Linked DNA regions of Homo sapiens: region 2 is linked to region 1. The links are chromatin contacts, found by Hi-C or POLR2A ChIA-PET in ENCODE. All regions are on one chromosome and are shown on one strand. Each heading gives the region's core, a stretch centred on a gene start or an enhancer-like site at or near the end of the contact. The rest is flanking DNA. Distances are from core to core; before and after follow the strand shown.

Region 1 (2,700 bases), core at 48-2,547:
CTCAATGGGAGAAGCTGCAGGGTCACATTACAGAGGAGATGGGTATAAGGAGAGGAAGAATTGAGATCATTTTTATAAAGAGGTTGTCACAGGTCTGTGGCAAGTCATTTGACTTCTCTGAGTAACTATATCTTGCCTGTAATCCACAGGTGATTATACAGCCCCGGGAGAGAATGTAAGTGAACATACTTTAAAATTCAATGCAACAGTTCAAGTAAAGTGAACCAAAGTGCTGTGGACAGGGGGATAAAAATCTTACCAATGAATCTTGAACATTTATACGTAGATACTAGTGGTCTAAGCAGGTGCTGGGAGATTCCCATTCCTAAAATCAAGTAGAAAAGCAAGTAGAAAATCAAGAAAAAAGCAAGTAGTTCCAGGCTTCAGAGCTGGCCTCAGACCAGCCCAATCCCGGTCACTACAACCCAAAGCCAAGAACAAAGGCCCAATTCATAATGACCACTGCTCCTCTAGAAGTCACCAGCAAACTTTAGGGCCATGACATTGTTTCTCTCAGGGAATAAACTGCTCTTGTCCCTGTATTTTGAAAGAAATGTTACCTTTATATAAAATCATATTACCACTTGGCTGAGTTTTTGAGATATTCTATTCATACTTAAAAACTTTTCGTCTCTGCCATCCTCTCAACTCCTGTGCATATTTTAATAGTATCCCTGGTAACAGTAGTTGGAAGTCAGCACCAGTGTTTTCTAAATAACAGCCTTCCTCACTATAAATGCCAAGCAGACGTGGTTGCTGTGCAGCCTCCCGACCAAGTGCCCTCCTGCTCCTGGCCAGTAGGCACTGTCACACTGAGGCCACTCCTGCTCACACTGAGATGTCCAGAAGACATACTTAGTCTTTATCTCTCCATGTTTCCGGGCATTCTCCGTCAAGGACACTTTCTTTCCAGACCCCTGGTGCTCCCTGCCAGTAGCTCCGGGCAGCAGCGTTGTTTTTAATTGCCTTGTGGTGTGTAAGGGAGAAGAGCTTTCTGGGATAACCAAGACAGACCTTTCAGAAATGAAATCGACAGGCAAGGCTGACTTCCAGCAGCCTTTGTACAGTGCTCTGCTAAATGCCACTTGAAACATCAAGTAACCTTGAATTGGATACCTTGAAATTATATCTCTAATTAACAAGATGAGGATCGTGTTCTGTTTTCACCTCAGACTGTGCTTGAGAGATCTAGGTAAATTAGGCACCCTGCAGCCTGAATTTTGCAAGACTGGTTATGAGGGCAGCCAGATGCACTGCAGTGTGAGGGACAGAGGCCCGGGGAACTGTGGTTTTCAGATGTGAGCCTCAAGAACAGCCATGTCTCCCAGGGTGGGCAGGGTCCTGGAACAGGGGTTATCTGTTCTTCCACCCTGGGCACAGAGGCCTTCAGCAGCACCAGGTGGCCCCACTCATCCATTCAGGCTGCTTGGGAGCTGTGGTTGAGTTTCACCGAGAGCTGACTTCATCTTAAAACCCGCTTAAAGGCTAAAAGCAAACAAATCCTTCTTGAAACCTGAGCTCGTTTTAAGATGTCTTTACTAAAATCCCCTCTGAACCATTAGCTGTTATGTCATATAATTTCCTTTTCCTGAGAGTAACATTCTTGGTGATTACCACTATAAGGAATTATGTCTCACCCTATAAGAAGCTCTCTTCAGTTTCCTATGGGGATAATGTGGTACTAAGGCGATTTTCTGAATTTCTACCTGCGGCGTTTTTTGATTTTACGCAGACTACTAAATCTCCCCCAACTTTTTTTTTTCTTTCCTTTCCTGAGTTAGACTATATGGGATGTTTAAGTCTGGGTTAATCCTTCAAAAAGAAGTCAGCGTGGCCGCAGAACAACAGAATTTATGATCAGACTTTCTTCTGAGTGAAAATACATATATCTGGACATTGTAAACTTTATTTTGCTTTGTGTTTTGTATTGCGGGTTATTTTACATTTTTATAATCTGTGTATCCAGTAGCCAGACCCTTCTTCTCAAGACTTTATTCAATAAATAGAAAATGCTACATAATCCTAGATTCAAATTAGGGTTTGTCTTTAAAATGTGTCTGTTTTTAATTTGCTAACAGCTTTTTTCCCACCATCTTCCAATCCATAGAACTTGAGTATTATTATTAAAAGGGGGTTGATTTTATTTTTTTAGACCGACAGACATTAAAATTTCTAAACCTGCATGGAATCAAAGGGTAACCTGAACATATTAGATTTCTCCAGGAAAAAAATATATATGTGTGTCTGTGTCTGTGTGTGTGTGTGTGTGTGTGTGTGTGTGTGTGTGTGTGTTTATGTATGTATGTATATCCAATGGATAAAAGTAAAAAGGTGGCAAATCCCAGCTCAGTAGAAGAACAAACTGCCTAATAGACCATGTGTTGTCTCAGAGAGTTGATTCTACATCAGGGATTATTGTGACAGGACAAGCAGTATTAGAGTAAGTGACTTTAGAGAGTCATTTCACCTCTAAAATTCTGTTCCTTTTGTTTAGACTTTCAGTAAATAGAGAATGGAGAGCAACTCACATGTACAGGTCACTTGCCCTGCACTAAGCTCTGAATGAACTATTTTAATCCTTCCTGCATAACACTGGGTTTGCTACTATTCAACCCATTTTATCGATGAGGAAAACTGAGGGTCATAGAGCTTTTGTAATGTGCCTGGAGAAAGAAGTAAGGATTCAGAACCTAAGTTCAG
Region 2 (2,700 bases), core at 80-2,579, 46 kb after region 1:
CCATCTCTGAGCCTGGGCTGCACACACACCACTCCTTGCCTTGCAGCACATTTTTGCAGCTACTTCCTGCTGTCAAAGAACAGACAGACTCATCTCCTTTGTGCTGATGTTTCTGGGTCCCAGCCATGTCAGCATCAGCCTACTTCATGCCCCTGCAATACAAGGAACCTGGTCTGAAAAGCCTTCTAACTCTGCTACTGCTTTCAGGGACCCACAGCCACTTTAAAACCATCACTCATCCCATATTTATTAAGCATACAATATGTGCCAGGCATTGTGCTCAGTGCCAGAGATCAAGTGGTAAATATGGCAAATATGGTCCCCTGCTTTACAGAATTGATGGTCCAATGGGGACACAGGCAATCACAACAAAGACTAATGATTATAGGGCTAGGAAACCTAGCTTAGTCTGGGGGGCCAGGAAAGACTTTCTGGAGGAAATCTGAGATTTAAAACATGAATGGAGTTTAAACAAGCAGAATGAAGAAGAGGAAGGAGAACTGGGCGAAAGAGGATTTGAGTCAGAGAGAGGAACACATGCAGAGGTCTTGGTTTGTGAAGAAATCCTCAGCTTTTAATTAGGGAATGCTGTGAAGAATGTGAGTGATAGGATGGCTATGGAATGTGGAGAAAGGAGGCTGGCAGGACAAGGATGGGCAAGGTCACCAAGGGCTTGTAAACCAAGTTAGAAGTTGTACTTATGAGGACAGCAGAAGCCAGTGTTGGGTTTTATGTAAGCAAAAGTGTGTCTGACTCAGCATTCCATGGTCATGATTCGAGTATAAAAATGAACTGGCCCAGCCAGGCGAAGTGGCTCACGCCTGTAATCCCAGCGCTTTGGAAGACCGAGGCAGGCAGATCACCTGAGCTCAGGAGTTTGAGACCACCCTGGGCAACACTAAAACACAAAAGAGTTAGCCAGGTGTGGTGGCACGTACCTGTAGTCCCAGCTACTAGGGATGCTGAAGCACGAGAATCACTTGAGCCCTGGGGCTGGAGGTTGTAGTGAGCCAAGATTGCACCACTGCACTCCAGCTTGGGCTACGGTGAGACTGATTCAAAAAAAAAAAAAAAAAAAAATGAGCTGGCCCTTGGGCTTGCCGTCACCTCCTCAGATAGGCCTCCGCTGAGCACTCTAGCTTGCCTGGGGAGGAGGGACAGAGCTTTGATGTGAATGGAAGCTGGAAATTGTGATTGTCCCAGGCGTGACTGGTAAGTTATGGGATCCAACTGGGCTATGTTTTAAAGACTTCAACATGGCTCCGTCGATCACATGTCTTGCAAAAAACCAAGCCTTCCATTTCATAGCCAACCAACAGAAGCTCCATCTGGCCCACTTGCTATAGTGAACACCAGAGGGAACCAAAGCCAGACCTTTGAGGAAGAAGTGTGAGGAGGGAGGTGGATGTTTCCCATAAAAGAGTAAACATGAACTTTCACTTTCTCTTGGACTCCAGGGAGGTATCAACAGCAACACTAAAACATTGAAACAGCATTACTTCCGCAAACAACTCACCCTGACAGAGTCTCATTCCTCAAAAAGAATGGTTTTAAAAGAATGGTGTGAACTCCACAAGGTTCAGCAGTAATAGTGAGGGAAACACAATAGGGGAAGGCCTGTGAGCTCATCCTGTGTGGGGAGGGGCCGGCAGGAAGTCCAGGCCCTGCCCTCAGTGACAGCAGGACTCCAACACTCATTCTGGAAGCCAAAATAAAGAAGGGGCGCTGACATGGGGTTGGTTGGGAGAAAGCTGCTTACCTCACAAAGAGGGAAACTAAAACTACCACAAATGTGAACTATGGCTCTGTGAGTGGAGCCAAGGGGAGCGGGATTTCCTCTTGCTGTTCAGGAACAAGGGTTTCATGAGGCAGGTCTCTGGGCCAGACAGAGCCCTCTGTTTCTGCCTGCACATGGCTTCATCCTCAGAGGGTCTTCAGGAAGAAATGAGGCTCGAGTGTTCAAAAGTTCCCATTAGTCTTTACCTTTGAAAGGCCATTTTGAAAAGACTGATGAAAACTTGACACGTGTAAATATTAACCATGTATTGAATTATACACACAGGAATGATGAGCACATCTCATCATCAAGAAACAAGCAGTTATTTTACAAACCACGTACACAATAAAAATCCTTCCATGGAAGCATGTCTCCCCATCTCTGAATACCACAACTCAAGTGTCTAGGTTTGAGGTTTACTCAGGCACTGGACTTTGAGAAGACAGCATTTATTTTTATTTTTGTTTATTTTCTAAAGACAGGGTCTCACTGTTGCTCAGGCTGGAGTGCAGTGGCACAATAATAGTTCAATGCAGCATCAGATTCCTGGGCTCAAGCAATCCTCCTACCTCAGCCTCCTGAGTAGCTGGGACTAGAGGCACACACCACCACACCTGGCTAATTTTTAAAAGTTTTTTGTAGAGTCAGGGTCTTGCTATGTTTTCCAGGCTGCCCTTGAACTCCCGGGCTCAAGTGATCCTCCTGCTGCAGCTTCTCAAAGTGTTAGGATTACAGGGGTGAGCCACTGTGCCCAGTCAGGAGAATAGTATTGATTGATGCATATGAGACTAGCATGCACTAGCATGGACCAGCCTTGACTAAGTCTGGCTCCTGAAAATGAGTTCATAAACCGAGAGTCTCTTTTGGTAATCAATGAAAATGATAAATGGGCTGAGAAATTGACCATTAACTAGGAAAGCTAC

Evidence for each region. A loop is a pair of places that touch in the nucleus more often than their neighbours do. ChIA-PET counts read pairs that join two places held with the same protein, here RNA polymerase II (POLR2A). Pooled maps may share reads with other maps.
Region 2: a map of PC-3 shows a loop between it and region 1 (8-fold over the local background). The contact joins two enhancer-like sites. A Hi-C loop is called at or near these places in 4 of 168 maps with a recorded cell type or tissue (GM12878, IMR-90, PC-3 and 1 more), 14 of 37 single-sample maps with no recorded cell type and 8 of 50 pooled maps. POLR2A ChIA-PET finds 5 or more read pairs at or near these places in 7 of 52 experiments (AG04449, AG04450, BJ and 4 more).

What each region holds. Positions count from the first base shown.
Region 1 is chr3:159,882,099-159,884,798 of GRCh38, forward strand. All of the region lies in intron 5 of IQCJ-SCHIP1 (IQCJ-SCHIP1 readthrough), which reads left to right. The region is part of intron 3 of SCHIP1 (schwannomin interacting protein 1); the gene reads left to right. Among named protein-coding and RNA genes, the nearest start is that of IL12A, 110 kb to the right of the region's middle. Within about 2 kb of position 1,298, at least 7 of the 41 ENCODE cell types and tissues checked have a DNase peak (open chromatin) inside an H3K27ac peak, as active enhancers do; they include PC-3, where a contact is called at or near this core.
Region 2 is chr3:159,928,207-159,930,906 of GRCh38, forward strand. All of the region lies in intron 9 of IL12A-AS1 (IL12A antisense RNA 1), which reads right to left. Among named protein-coding and RNA genes, the nearest start is that of IL12A, 59 kb to the right of the region's middle. RefSeq lists an enhancer at 1,479-1,628. Within about 2 kb of position 1,330, at least 13 of the 41 ENCODE cell types and tissues checked have a DNase peak (open chromatin) inside an H3K27ac peak, as active enhancers do; they include PC-3, where a contact is called at or near this core.